Regions from separate parts of the Homo sapiens genome. Here region 1 is linked to region 2. The links are chromatin contacts, found by Hi-C or POLR2A ChIA-PET in ENCODE. All regions are on one chromosome and are shown on one strand. The core of a region is the stretch at or near the end of the contact, and the rest is flanking DNA. Distances in the headings are between cores, read along the strand shown. Region 1 holds the start of LINC01996 (long intergenic non-protein coding RNA 1996). Region 2 overlaps SPNS2 (SPNS lysolipid transporter 2, sphingosine-1-phosphate).

What was found. A loop is a pair of places that touch in the nucleus more often than their neighbours do. ChIA-PET counts read pairs that join two places held with the same protein, here RNA polymerase II (POLR2A).
Region 1: a map of astrocyte of the cerebellum shows a loop between it and region 2 (8-fold over the local background). The contact joins the promoter of LINC01996 here to the enhancer-like site in region 2. A Hi-C loop is called at or near these places in 1 of 168 maps with a recorded cell type or tissue (astrocyte of the cerebellum). POLR2A ChIA-PET finds 5 or more read pairs at or near these places in 2 of 52 experiments (Caco-2 and H1).

What each region holds. Positions count from the first base shown.
Region 1 is chr17:4,605,659-4,612,242 of GRCh38, forward strand. It overlaps LINC01996 (long intergenic non-protein coding RNA 1996), which reads left to right and starts at 4,791. Exons shown (of 2, transcript NR_145431.1): 1 at 4,791-5,175. SMTNL2 (smoothelin like 2) reads left to right here. Exons shown (of 8, transcript NM_001114974.2): 8 at 1,703-2,661. The coding sequence ends at 1,829.
Region 2 is chr17:4,533,662-4,540,268 of GRCh38, forward strand. It overlaps SPNS2 (SPNS lysolipid transporter 2, sphingosine-1-phosphate), which reads left to right. Exons shown (of 13, transcript NM_001124758.3): 9 at 127-192; 10 at 2,415-2,513; 11 at 2,602-2,765; 12 at 3,239-3,285; 13 at 3,792-5,374. The coding sequence ends at 3,281. It overlaps MYBBP1A (MYB binding protein 1a), which reads right to left. Exons shown (of 26, transcript NM_014520.4): 26 at 5,243-6,306. The coding sequence ends at 5,754. Among named protein-coding and RNA genes, the nearest start is that of MYBBP1A, 18 kb to the right of the region's middle. Within about 2 kb of position 4,155, at least 13 of the 41 ENCODE cell types and tissues checked have a DNase peak (open chromatin) inside an H3K27ac peak, as active enhancers do.

The DNA of each region.
Region 1 (6,584 bases), core at 3,541-6,040, 73 kb after region 2:
CATGCGCTTATTGATGGGAAAAAAAATAGACTGGAGACCCCTGGAACTACAAAAGTACACACAGCTGCTGAAGGAAGGGCACTGACAATCGGGCCAAGTGCGATCGTTTTTGCCTTTTTGGTTCTGCCTGATAATGTCAGGCCGGCTCCATCTGGTGCCCAGGGGACCCAGGCATACTGTAAGCAGAGTCAGAGGAGGCAGGGGGCGCAGGGCTGGGCATTCCAGAGGCTGTCTGTTGTTATTTCAGGACTCGCTGCTGAGATGAGCAGGGCGATGCGTCTTGACTGTTGACGTTCCTCCTCCCACGTCCACGAGGCCTTCAGCCTCCCTCTGAGCCCCAGTGAAAGGCCACAGTGTACACACGAGTCTAAACCAGTGAGCCAAAAGTGAAACCAGTATTTCCCAGGGCAGGAGGCAGAGGGCCCTGGGGGGCTGGGGGTGGGGCAGCAATGAGTTTAAGCAATCTCTTTTTTTTTTTGAGACGGAGTCTTTCTTGCTCTGCCCCCAGGCTGGAGTGCAATCGCACGATCTCGGCTCACTGCAACCTCTGCCTCCTGGGTTCAAGCAATTCTCCTGCCTCAGCCTCCCGAGTAGCTGGGACTACAGGCACACGCCACCACGCCCGGCTAATTTTTGTATTTTTAGTAGAGACAAGGTTTCACCATATTGGTCAGGCTGGTCTCGAACTCCTGACCTCAGGTGACCCGCCTGCCTCGGCCTCCCAAAGTGCTGGGATTACAGGTGTGAGCCACCACATCCAGCCTACTTTTTTTTTTTTTAACTTAAATATAGTTTCACTTCAAATTTAAATACAATATGCCAGGTACTGTGGGTCGCCTGTGCCTGTAATCACAGCTACTCAGGAGGCTGAGGTGGGAAGATCGCTTGAGGCAGGCGTTCAAGACCAGTCTGGGTAACATAGTGAGACCCCATCTCTACAAAACTATTTTTAAAAAACTAGCTGGGCCGGGCGTGGTGTCTCACGCCTGTAATCACAGCACTTTGGGAGGCCAAGGCAGGTGGATCACCTGAGGTCAGGAGATCGAGACCAGCCTGGCCAACATGGTGAAACCTTGTCTCTACTAAAAATACAAAAAAAAAATTAGCCAGGCGTGGTGGCAGACACCTGTAATCCCAGCTACTCGGGAGGCTGAGACAGGAGAATCACTCGAACCCGGGAGGCAGAGGTTGCAGTGAGCCAAGATTGTGCCACTGCGCTCCAGCCTGGGCAACAAGAGCAAAACTCTGTCTCAAAAACAAAACAAAAAAACAAACAACTAGCTGGGCATGGTGGTGTGTGCCTGGAATCACAGCTACTTGGGAAGACAAGGCGTGAGGATCACTTGGGCCTAGGAGATCGAGGCTGCAATAAGCTAGGATCGTGCCTCTGTACTCATGCCTGGGCAACAGAGCAAGCCCCTGTCTCTAAAAAAAAAACCCAAATTAAATAAAGTAAGTCTGTTTAAATGAAAACATGAATTGTACAGGTGGCTCATAAATCTGGGAGTTTGGGAAACATTGTATTGGAGTCAGTGACTCCAAGGGTTCTGCCAGGGTTATCTGAATTCCCCGCTGGTGGGTCCTTGGGAACCTCTGGCTGCCGGCTGAGCTCTGTTCCCGGGACCGAGACACCGGCCCTGTCGCGGCTGTGGGGCTGGCTGATGGCTGGGACCACCGTTCTGACGGGGCTTGTGTGTTTCAGGAATCTGGCCAACTGTGAGCGCCTCATCGAAGTGGAGGACATGATGGTGATGGGCCGCAAGCCGGACCCCATGTGTGTCTTCACCTACGTCCAGTCGCTGTACAACCACCTGCGTCGCTTCGAGTAAAGCCCCTGAGCCTGGATTGCCAAAGAGCAGCCCCAGGAAGAGGCCGGGGGTCCGCTTGCGATTCCCCAGCCAGGATGCCCCCAGGAGCCTTGCCGTTTGGTGTGAGCGCGCTGTTTGTTCTGTGGCATGTGACGGCACTCCCCTTCGAGCCCAGCTGTGTTACTGATTAAAAGTACTGCTGAGCTGTGGTCCGACAGCACTGATCACAGCCAAGGGCTTGGAGGAAAAGGAAAAATTATGAGAGAGAGAGAGACATTGGTGCTAAGTAATGATCTTCCTAAAGAAATGCTTGTGTTTATAGCTTCCAGAATGCTAATCTACAATTTTCCCTCTGGTGAATTCGATACATCGGCTTTACAGGGTTACAGTGATTACCAAGTGTTTTTTTTTATCAAAATACCCAGAGTTTTTTACTTCCTCACGCGATTGTAGGTTCCTCTCCTCCCTCCCTCTGGGCCACTGCCAGGAAACAGAGAGACCGCTTAATCAGCAGCTTGACAAAGAAGACCTCAAGTCTTGGGAAGAAACAGTTTAATCACTCCCAAGTCCTGGGCAACAGATGACCTTCAAGTCACCTCCGCTCTCCGGGGAGATGGGAAGGCTCTCCTCTCGGTCCCAAAGTCCTCCTGTTCTTCCCAGGAGGCCCCACAAGTGTTTGGCTAAGCACAGGCTCTCGGGAATTTAACACTTTTGGGGAAGGAATAGGCCCTTTGTGCTGAGAGAGAGTTTTTATTCACATCTTTTTTAGGGGATTTGCTGCAGATATTTATAAAAAGTAACTCCCTCTGTACCACTGACCCATTTATACATAAAAAAGATGTGTTGAATTTTGCTTGGGGTTTGTCATTTCTGTTTAGGAGATGGGAGTTCTGTGAATAAGAGACTTTGCACACCTTCCAAGTGAATATCCACTACATTCCACCCCTGTTCCTGCACTTAAATCACTGGCCTGGAAAGCTGAAGATGGCATTTGCTGTCATCTCTGATCATCTCTGAGTGTGCCTGTCTCCCATCTCCATGTTGTGGAAGGAGCGTCAACAGAAAGTTCCCCTTGAGATCCGTCCTCTGGATGTAGACCGCAGTGTTTGTGATAAACAGTGGCCCAAGACAGCAGGGTTTGGGGTGGTCCCGCACTTGGAGGAAGCCCATCAAGGAACGTTGGTTTATTTTCACAGCTGTTTGGTGGTAGGACTTTCATAGAAAAATCTTGAGATTCTATAGAGCTCCAGCCATTAGCTTATTCTCAGCCAAGAATCATTGTATAATTGGGTTGGATTTTAGCCATGCACTTCTAAACCTTCCCTTTAAGGAGCGGATCTGTGTCTTCACCTCATGCAGCCGGCTCTCAACACCAGTGCCTGTGTGCCTTTGTGGGGTCCCACGTGTCCCTTGGGTGGTATATTGGGGGGTGGGCAGGAGATCCCTGGGGGTGTCAGGAGGAACATGGCAGAGCCTGCAGGTGGGTGAGCAGTATTCTCCATGGATTGGTTGGTCCAGGCTGCAGTCTTGCCCTCTCTCTCGGATTCTCCCACTCTGGAAACCATTCCCTTGCTAGCTCTCTCGTCTCTTGTACGCTTGGGGAGGTGAGACCTATTATTAACAGGACACATAACTGAAGGTTAGGGTTTCAAACCTGAAGCCAATCTGGGAACACAAGGGCTCTGTAAAAAGCATGGCTATATGTTACTGAGTCCTCGCACACGTTAAATGGAGCTCTCCCGAGTTGCAGACATGGCCGTACGCTCTGCGCATGAAACAGAGCAGATCCTGCCAGAATGCAGAACAATTTCTTTTAAACTTTAGGAATGGTGTCCCTCATGTCTCACATTCAGAATGAGACAGACTCGAGTTTTTAAAGTTGGTTCCATGATGTTCTTGTCTGTGGTCTTTGTTGGGGGTGGGGGGTGAGAGATCATAAGACAGTTTGTGAGTTTCAAACATGATTTTACCTCTAAGACAAAGCATGAGAAGAAAATCCAGGAAGGTCTCACAATCCTAAGATATTTGGAAACCACCGTTTTAGGTCGGGGTTACGTGAATGTTCCCCATTTGTGAGACCCAATTTCATCTTGCTTTCTACCCTGGTATGGAGGAATTCACATCTTTTTTCCCCTTTCCCGAGAGAATTATTTCTTGGAGCTGCTCATAAGAGTCTTCTGTTTTTCCAGATAGATTCCTTCACCTGGATTTTGTTAAACTTATTAAGTCGGACCAAATTGGCTTGTGTGTTTCCCTGAAGTGAACGTTTCACCAGAGCCACGATGGGTTTTAGCTTTTCTGATAGCTGATGGATATTTTTCAAGGCAAGCGAGAGCCTATAAGCACTTTCTGAATATGACAGAGCACATGCTGGTGAGAGGAGACCGCACAGGCCAGGTGTTTGGGGAACAGTTTGTTAAAGCCAATGAATTTCGCAAATGTGCTAGATGATGAAGAGTTCTCAGCTTTCCCGGTTGCAGTGATCAGAACTCTGTAACTGGAGACCGGTGTGAGAGAAGATTTTATTCTCTGCCATCATGACCGGGTCTATACGACTGCAGGCAATTGCACAGAAGACTAGAAATGCTGATTCAGTTGGTCAGTTTGGGGTGGGACATCTTACCAGTCCAGCAGAACCAACTCTGGCTTGGGTTTTTCTAGCTGGTGACAGGTGACCAACTCATTCTGATGAGTTGATTACGCCTGTGGACGTGGCCCACTTGATTTATTTTTTCTCCCTCTGTTAGCTGTGCTCTCCCAACCACCTGATAAATGGACCCAGTATGATTATTTCTGAGCCATCTTATCTCTCTCACTTTTAAAGCTTGGATTGGGTTTGCTTTTAGAGCTTTTGATCTCTTATCTCTTGGTTCTTGGACTTGCTTTGATACCAAACAGCCCTCATAGTCTTTTGAAAGAACACCTTAAAAATTCCTAGGCTGGGCGCGGTGGCTCATGCCTGTAGTCCTAGCACTTTGGGAGGCCGAGACAGGACAAATATTTGAGCTCTGGAGTTTGAGACCAGCCTGGGCAACAGAGTGAGACTCTGTCTCTACAGAAAGTTTTAAAATTAGCCAGGTGTAGTGACACATGCTTGTAGTCCCCATTACTTGGAAGGCCAAGGCGGGAGGATGGCTTGAGCCTGGGAGGTCAAGGCATCAGTGAGCGATGGTTGTGCCACTGCCTGGAGATAGAGTGAGACCCTGTCTCAAAAAAGAAAGAAAGAAAGAAAGAAAAATCCCTAAGACCTGACCTGCCTACTCCCTAGAAAGCACCAAATAAGGAAAAGCACTCCGGAAGAATGAAGCTAAGAAGGCTGTGCTCTCTGAGGCATCCGGGCAGCCTTCACTGGAGGGACAAGGTCCAGGTAGGTGGGATGACAAGCTGGGAAGGGGCCCTGAACCAGAGGCAGGTGATGTGGGTGGTGGCACCAGAGAGACACCAGACAGTGTTACCGTAGGTCTTGACTGTCCACCTTCATTCCTGAAGTTGATCCAGCTTTCTTACTGTCACGTAGGTGGATATAAAATCGATCTTTAGGGTTCTGATTTTTTGTTTGTTTTTGTTTTTTTTGAGACGGAGTCTCACTCTGTCACCCAGGCTGGAGTGCAGTGGCACAATCTTGGCTCACTGCAACCTCCACCTCCCAGGTTCAAGCGATTCTCGTGCCTCAGCCTCCTGTGTAGCTGGATGTACAGGCGCCCGCCACCATGCCAGGCTAATTTTTGTATTTTTAGTACAGACGGGGTTTCACCATGTTGGTCAGGCTGGTCTCGAACTCCTGACCTCAAGTGATCCGCCTGCCTTGGCCTCCCAAAGTGCTGGGATTACAGGCATGAGCCACTGCGCCCGGCCGGGGATCTGAGTTTTAATCACTCCCAGTGCAAGCGTCCTTATCTGGTTTGCAGACTGAGTGGCATTTGTGCTGCCGAGGCTCTTCCTGGCTTGCCCTCCTCTCTGGCTGTTGCTTTCCCTCCTCTGTTCATTAGAGCCTCCTCTCCTCGGCTTGTTGCTCCTATGTGCTGTGACCTAAGCTCTATGCTCCTTCTTCTACATTAGGGTTCATAGCCCAGGACTTTGGGGAGTCTGTGGATGTCCAAATTGAGTGTTTTACCTCAATTTGGTTGAGGTTGCAGTGAGCCGAGATTGAGCCATTGCACTCCAGCCTGGGCAACAAGAGTGAAACTCTGTCTCAAAAAATTGTATTTCTGGCCGGGCGCGGTGGCTCACGCCTGTAATCCCAGCACTTTGGGAGGCCGAGGCAGACGAATCACGAGGTCAGGGGATCGAGACCATCCTGGCTAGTACGGTGAAACCCCCGTCTCTACTAAAAATACAAAAAATTAGCTGGGCGTGGTGGCGGGCGCCTGTAGTCCCAGCTACTCAGGAGGCTGAGGCAGGAGAATGGCGTGAACCCGGGAGGAGCTTGCAGTGAGCGGAGATCGTGCCACTGCACTCCAGCCTGGGCGACAGAGCGAGACTCCATCTCAAAAAAAAAAAAAACATATATTTCTTTGATGTTTACTGGCTGGCATTCTTCTGTAAAGAAAGTCTTTCCCTCCCTCCAACTCAGTTTTTGAGTGTTCCTGGAGGCCCATGGATTTTTTTTTTTAATTCAATGTGTTGTAATCGCTTACTGTTATAATTTTTTTTGATGCTCAAACTGTTCAGAGGGAGAAGACAGCTCTTGTGTCTTTTTGCCATATTCCCATGGTTCTTTGAGCATTTTATTTTCTTTTACTTTTTTGAGACAGAGTCTCACTCTGTTGCCCAGGC
Region 2 (6,607 bases), core at 2,905-5,404:
ATGTGGGCCCGGGAGGGGTGTGAGGTTTTGTGGGCTCCCTGCCAGCAGCCAGTGTGTAGGGAACAGAGACTGTGGTTGCTGCGGATGGAGGGACCGCTGATGGTGGCTTTGCCTTCTCCCCGGCAGATCTGTATCTTCGTCGGGGAGACGCTGCTGTTTTCTAACTGGGCCATCACTGCAGACATCCTCATGGTGAGCCAGGCAGGCCGAGGTCACCTTGTGCTGCTGACCCAGGCCTCTTGACCTCACAGGGGTGCCTGGGGAGGGCGGGTGAAGGGGCGGGAGAGCTGGTAGGAAGGCAGGCCTGCCAGGAACGTGAACCCAGAGGCAGGGAGGGGATCAGAGAGTTTGGGGTCTGCCTCTGGCCAGGGCTGGAAAACAGGGTTGGGCAGGCAGACAGAGCACCATGTGGAGACTGAGGGGGAGGGGGCATCTCGAGGCTCAGGTTAGTGGCTGGGAGGCTGGCGGTGCCAGGCTGGCACTGAGGTGGCGCTGCCTGCCCGCCCTCCTCCCCCCGCTGGGTCTGAGCATCCATAGGCTCTGCCCTCTCTACTCAGCCTGGCTCCCAGGCGTGCCTGCGGCTGGGGCTGGGCGGACAGAGGCTGTCTTCACAGGGCCAACAATGGGCTCTAGCCCAGCCAGCTGGGGACAAAGGGCTGTCTTGAGCGGCCAGCAGGGGCTTGTGTCCCTGGGTGGGGATGGGAGCACCCTGGGAGGAGCCAGGAGTGGAGCTAGGAGTTCATGGCCCTCTGGGCGTGGCAGGGGTGAGTGTGACACTTGGTCCTGTGCCCAAGGGTCAGCCTGGCCAGGGTCAGGAGGGGACAGGAGAGAGTGTCTGGGAGGTGTCAGGGCAGGCTCTGGGGCAGAGAGGAAGGACTCGGGTGGATTCTCAGGGTGCCCGGGTTTGGGTGCCCCAGCATGGGACAGCCCGGGAGATGAGTGTGCCAGGCACTGCGGCCCCTGCACTTCGGGAAGCCTGCCTTACCCCACCCTGAGCCTCCGGGCGTATCCGCTTCCCCCTGGGGTGGCTCTGTGTCCTCCCGAGTCCATGGGCTGCGGTGGTGGTGGGGAGGCCTGGCGCAGTTCAGAGCCTCAGCACGGAGCCAGGCGGTGGCAGGGGTGCGCCAGGGTCACTGCACAGGCCCAGAGTGAAGGGAGGAGTCCGTGCAGATTAAGTGCTCTTGGTGCTGGGCAGGACCCCCTCTCCTGCCTCCACCCCCAGGGAGCGCCTGACAGCTGCCGGCAGGGTCAGGGTCCCGGGGAAATCGCGTCCCGGTTTATTAAGTGTAACAGTTTATTCCTGCTGGAAACAGGGCCACTCGTTTCATCAGATTCAGGCCCTTTTCCACCCGCCCCCCACCTCTCCCGCAACGGGGTGCCCCGTGGGTGCTGGTTGCTTGCACACAATGCCCACTAAGGCTGGCACTCCAAAGAGGCGAGGCAGCTGGAGCTCGGGGAACAGGGGCTGCCTGGGCACCCACAGAGCTGGCTGTGCCTGTCCCGCCCCCACCCCAGCCCCTCCTGTCTGACTCTGGCCTGCCCAGCTTTGAAGCCAACCTCCTGTAGGTTGGGGCCTGCTTGGTCTGATGGGGGTCTGGGGCCCAGCAGTGCCGGCATTTGGTGCTGAGGGTGCCCGCGGGTGCGAGCGGAGGCTCTTGCAGGCAGGGGCCTGCCTCACCAGCTCCTGTCCCAGGCCAGTCGAGGCCTGGCTTGGTCCTCAGGGAGGGGAACCAAGATGGGTCTTTAGCTTGATGGGAGGTGAGGACAAATGGCTGTGGCGGGGGTTCAGGTTCCCTCGGGAACATGTGCCTCTCTAGACCTCAGTGTCCCCGTGACCCAGGTCCAAGGGCAGAAGCCAAGGCACCCTGGTCTCAGGAATGGAGCAGGAGCCGCGCTGGAGAGGCAGCAGCATGGCCGTTCCTGATGGCTCGGGTACTCCGAGGCTCGGAGGGCTCTGGGCTAATGGCCTCTAGTGACTGGCGCCTGGGCAACCCCCAAAGTATCATTCCTTAACTGCATGTAGCTGGGAGGGAGGTGAAGATTCCAATTTCAGAGGGGTGTGCTGGGGGCACAGCAGGTTTGAGGCCAATGACGCTTTCAGTATGGGGCAGGTCGCAGTGGTCTGGGTTGGAGGTGTGGAAGCCCCTGGGGTGAGGGTGACTGCAGCTGTGTGTGGGTGGGAGGGGCTCAGGGAGGAGAAGGGTGACTGGCAGGAGAGAAGCAGCCAGGCTGGTGGGGTGGGCAGTAGAGGGGACTGTGGGGAGGAGGGCAGGGCCCAGGGGAGAGAGGTGTCAAGACGTAGGGCAGGAGTGAGTCTGAGGGTGTGGGGGCTTCAGAAGTGCCACGGCCCGGGGCCAGGGCCAAGCGCGTGAGCCTTTCTCCTCTGGCCGCTGACCTGCCCGCCTGTTCCGCAGTACGTGGTCATCCCCACGCGGCGCGCCACTGCCGTGGCCTTGCAGAGCTTCACCTCCCACCTGCTGGGGGACGCCGGGAGCCCCTACCTCATTGGCTTTGTGAGTAGCCCCGGGGTGGGGCTGGCCAGGGCAGGCTGGGGGACTGCAGGAGGGCTCTGCCCTGACATCCACCCCCAAATCCTCGCAGATCTCAGACCTGATCCGCCAGAGCACTAAGGACTCCCCGCTCTGGGAGTTCCTGAGCCTGGGCTACGCGCTCATGCTCTGCCCTTTCGTCGTGGTCCTGGGCGGCATGTTCTTCCTCGCCACTGCGCTCTTCTTCGTCAGCGACCGCGCCAGGGCTGAGCAGCAGTGAGTGGGGGGGAGGGGAGGCCCTGCTGCACCGCCGGGAAGCAGGGACCGTGATAGCCACCGTGAGCCCTGCCCTGGGGTGGGGCGGGGAGGGTACAGACCTCCCATGCACTCAGTGCACCCACTGGTTGCTGGGGTCCAGCCCTGAGGCCCAGTGCCAGGGTCAGCCTGGAGCTGTGGGAGGCCACGGGGGTGTCTGGTGGATCCAGACTTGGGTTTGTCTCTGGACTTAGTGGTTTTCAAAGCTGGGGCCCCTCCCCTTCCTCTTACTTTCTGACTTCTTTCTCCTTTCCTCTTTACTCCTCTCTCTCTCCTCTCCCCACCCCTGGGCTCTCCCATCTCCCCCTGGGGCTGACGAGGTCCCTGCCCAGCACCTCCGGTCAGCTGGCCCCCACGACACGATGTGCCAGAGCAGTGCCCGGGCCCGGCCCCCGCTGATGCACCACCCTGACCCCCGCCCGTCTCTCCCCCAGGGTGAACCAGCTGGCGATGCCGCCCGCATCTGTGAAAGTCTGAGGTGGTGAGTGCAGGCCGGGAGGCACGTGGGGGCTCCCTAAGGAAAGGGGAAGGCCAGGGTTAGGCAACAGGGAGCACTTTTCCTCCAGAGTCACCTCCTACCCCAGCACATCCCACCAACTCTGGGCTTTGTCTCTGAAGATGTTGCCAGAATTTACTGATGGAGCCATGGGTGGGACAGCAGGCTGCTCCTTCCAGTAAATTAGCTCCCCTTTCCTTCCTTTCAAGGGCTGGGTGGGGCCTCGCATAGATCAGGGCCAGGACTGGCCAGGAACTCCTCACTCTGTCCGGACTTCTGTTCTCCCAAATCCTCCTGGATGTACCAGGGCCTGACTCCTTGGCCCTTCCCTCTGGGAGTTATAGCTTCCCAGCAGCACGAGACCCAGGGTCACAGCTGCAGGTCCAGGAGAAGGCTTGCGTCTCCAAACAGCAAGAAAAGGGAAGGAGGGAGGGCAGCCTTGGCACAGGCCCCACTAAGCCCCACTGCTGACCTGACACCCCTTTCCCCAGGTGCCATTGGGACAATGAAGAACCCACACTCCCACCTCGTCTGGGAGGTGTCCTACAGCGTCCGGGACCGGCTGGGCTGCCCCAAAGCTTTCTGTGTGATCCACGGCTAGGCACCCACCCTCTCTGGCCCAGGCCTGCTGAGTGGCCCTGGCATCAAGAAGAGGCTGTGTCCTCAGTTACCCTGGAAGGATGTGTGTGTTGGAGCCACACGGTTGGACAGGTTCCCAGCCCTAGGTTTGGGCCGCAGGGCCCCTGGGGCCAAGGAAGAAGACAGCCCCAAGTGGGTGTCCGGGGAGAGCCTGGCCTGCCACCAGCTTATGTGATCTTGGGCAAGTCCCTGCCCTCCCTGGAACGAAGGGCCAGGGGGCTGGACTTTCCCACACAACTTGCTGGGCAAAGCACGATCTGCAGCTTTGAAGACTCAACAGACCCTGGACCATACGGAGAGCAGGTGGCCCAGGCCTCAGGGCGGCAGTCCCGGCTTTGAGGCTCACGCGAGGGCCTGGTATGCAGGGACCACTGCTCAGCTGGGCCTCGGACCTTGGGGATATTGGACGCAACCTGGCAAATGAAGCTGGGCGCCCAAGTCTCTGGGTACTCCCTGGAGGACACTGTCTCACTGTCTCGGGTTGGCTCCCAGCCTGGAGGTCCCAGATGGGGACTGTTCTGACAAGCTGGCATCACCAGGGGTGAAGGCCCTGGCTGCAGCTGTACACCACCTGTGCCCCCAGGCTCAAGGTCTCTGGCAGGTGCACACCAGCCCAACTCTGCAGGGCTTCTCTCCCTGCCACCACCCCCCAAGCCAGGACCCCACTCCTTCCCCGAGGCTGAGCTGAGCCTTTTCCAGGGGCAGGGCCCAGGAGACCATTCCCAGAATCCATGGGGCAGTAGCCAGGGCTCCGGCTGCTGGAGGAAGCAGCTATCCACAAAGCTTCCTGCCCCAGAGCTGAGGCTGAGGCCCCGGGAGAGGCGGCCCCTACCCAAACACTGGCTGCTGGCATTCCACCAAGTGACCCCAGGGGGGGGCCAGGCCTTCGATCACCCACCTCCCATCCATGCACACACCAGGATGCAGCTGCCAACTTCACACCAGCCCCAACCCGCTTTGGGGGAGCTTAGCCCCCTGCGTCACCCACTCCCTGCACTTCTGCTGCAATCAAGGTGGTTCTGGTGCGGGGGTGGGGTGGGGGGTGAGGCCTTGTGGCCAATGGGGGACCCCCCAAGAGCCAGCTTGGACAATGCTCTTCTTGCCCCTTAGTTACTGGCTGGCTGTGGCTTCAGTGGTGTGTAAGCAGGTGGAATACTCACCCACCAAGCTCTGGGGTACCCCGAGGGCCTGACAAGAGGATGGGGTGGGGGTGGCATCCTCCAAAGACCAGCCTCCACCCCCACTCCAGCCTCAGCGGGGCCCCAGCGATGTTTTCTTGTTGTACAAGAACCAGGTCCGAGTGTTGCCTCCTCTTCCTTCCGGAAGCCAAACTGCTCCTTTATTTTTTAGAGCTGCTGATTGTGAATCTCAGAGTCTTAAGAGAGAAGCCAAATATATTCCTCTTGTAAATGAAGAAATAAACCTATTTAAATCACCCCCTGGTGGCTCCCTCACAGCAAAAAAGCCTGGGGGCAAAGAGGTGGCAGGCACGAGAGATGGTCACACCTGCCTGCAGCCAGCACATCAACCTGCACCAACCCAGGCAAACACCAGAGCCCTGGACATGGCCCTGGAGCCAGGGTCCCAGCCCAGAACCGGGGGTGGGGAGGTCTCTGCACCCTGGGACCCCTGCAGGAATGGCTCAGGCTGTGCTTGCCAGAGCAGGATGCCCGGGCAGGCGGCAACAGCCACCCTCCCCAGTGGCAGCGCCTTAGAAACAGCTTGCGTATTAAAATCATGGTTTAAAAAAAAAAAAAAAAAATAGGCGTCTCAGGCAGATGGAGGCAGGGGCTGAGGGGGGCCCGTACCTGTGCTCAGGGCTTCCCTGCCTTCCTCACCTGTGCTTTCTTCTTGGCCCCACTCTGAAGCAGGCTGGGACTCCTGATGACCAAAGACAGCCTTGCCTTTTTCCGTGCCAGCGCGGACAGTGGTGATTTGCCCAAGACCCCCTTTTTGGGAAGAGCCTTCTGATGCTGCTTTTGGCCTGCAGGTTCCGTGGGGGACCCGGGAGCTCCATTCACCTGGGACGGCTTCTGGTTTTTCTTCTGCAGTTTTGGGGATTTGGCAGGGGTGCTGGGGCTCCGGGTGGGGGCGCCAGGGGCTGGACTCTTGGTGGTTGGCGTCCCGTTTGCCTGGGCTGGGACCTTAGCCTTTGTCCTGTTCCTCTTCTTCCTGCCCATGCTGGGGGGCTGGCTCCCGCCGGTGGCTGCAGGTGTGCCATCCTCCGCTGGCGTGCCATCCTCTGACTTGCGTTTCTTGCGCTTCTTCGTCTCTGGCAAGAATCCCTTTTTCTTCCGCTTCTTACTGATGGGGCTCTGGGTGGCACTGGGGATCTCCTTGGCATCCTTCTTCTCCAACTTGGGGCGCCTGAAGGGAAGTGAGCAAGGTTAGAAGGTGCCCATCGAGGGCAGCAGCCACCGCCACCGCGACTGCTACCTCCACCTGGATTCTGAGGGTCCTCTGAGGCCCCTAGGTTCTGTGAGGCCCCTATGAGGGTCCCGTGAGGGTCCTATGAGGGTCCTGCGAGGCCCCTGGGTCCTGCGAGGGTCCTGCGAGGCTCCTGCGAGGGTCCTGTGAGGGTCCTACAGCTCCCACATCTGAGAATGCGCTTGAGTGCATGTGTGTGCAGCAGCATGCGTGTGCAGTGTGCGTGTGCAGCAGCGTGTGT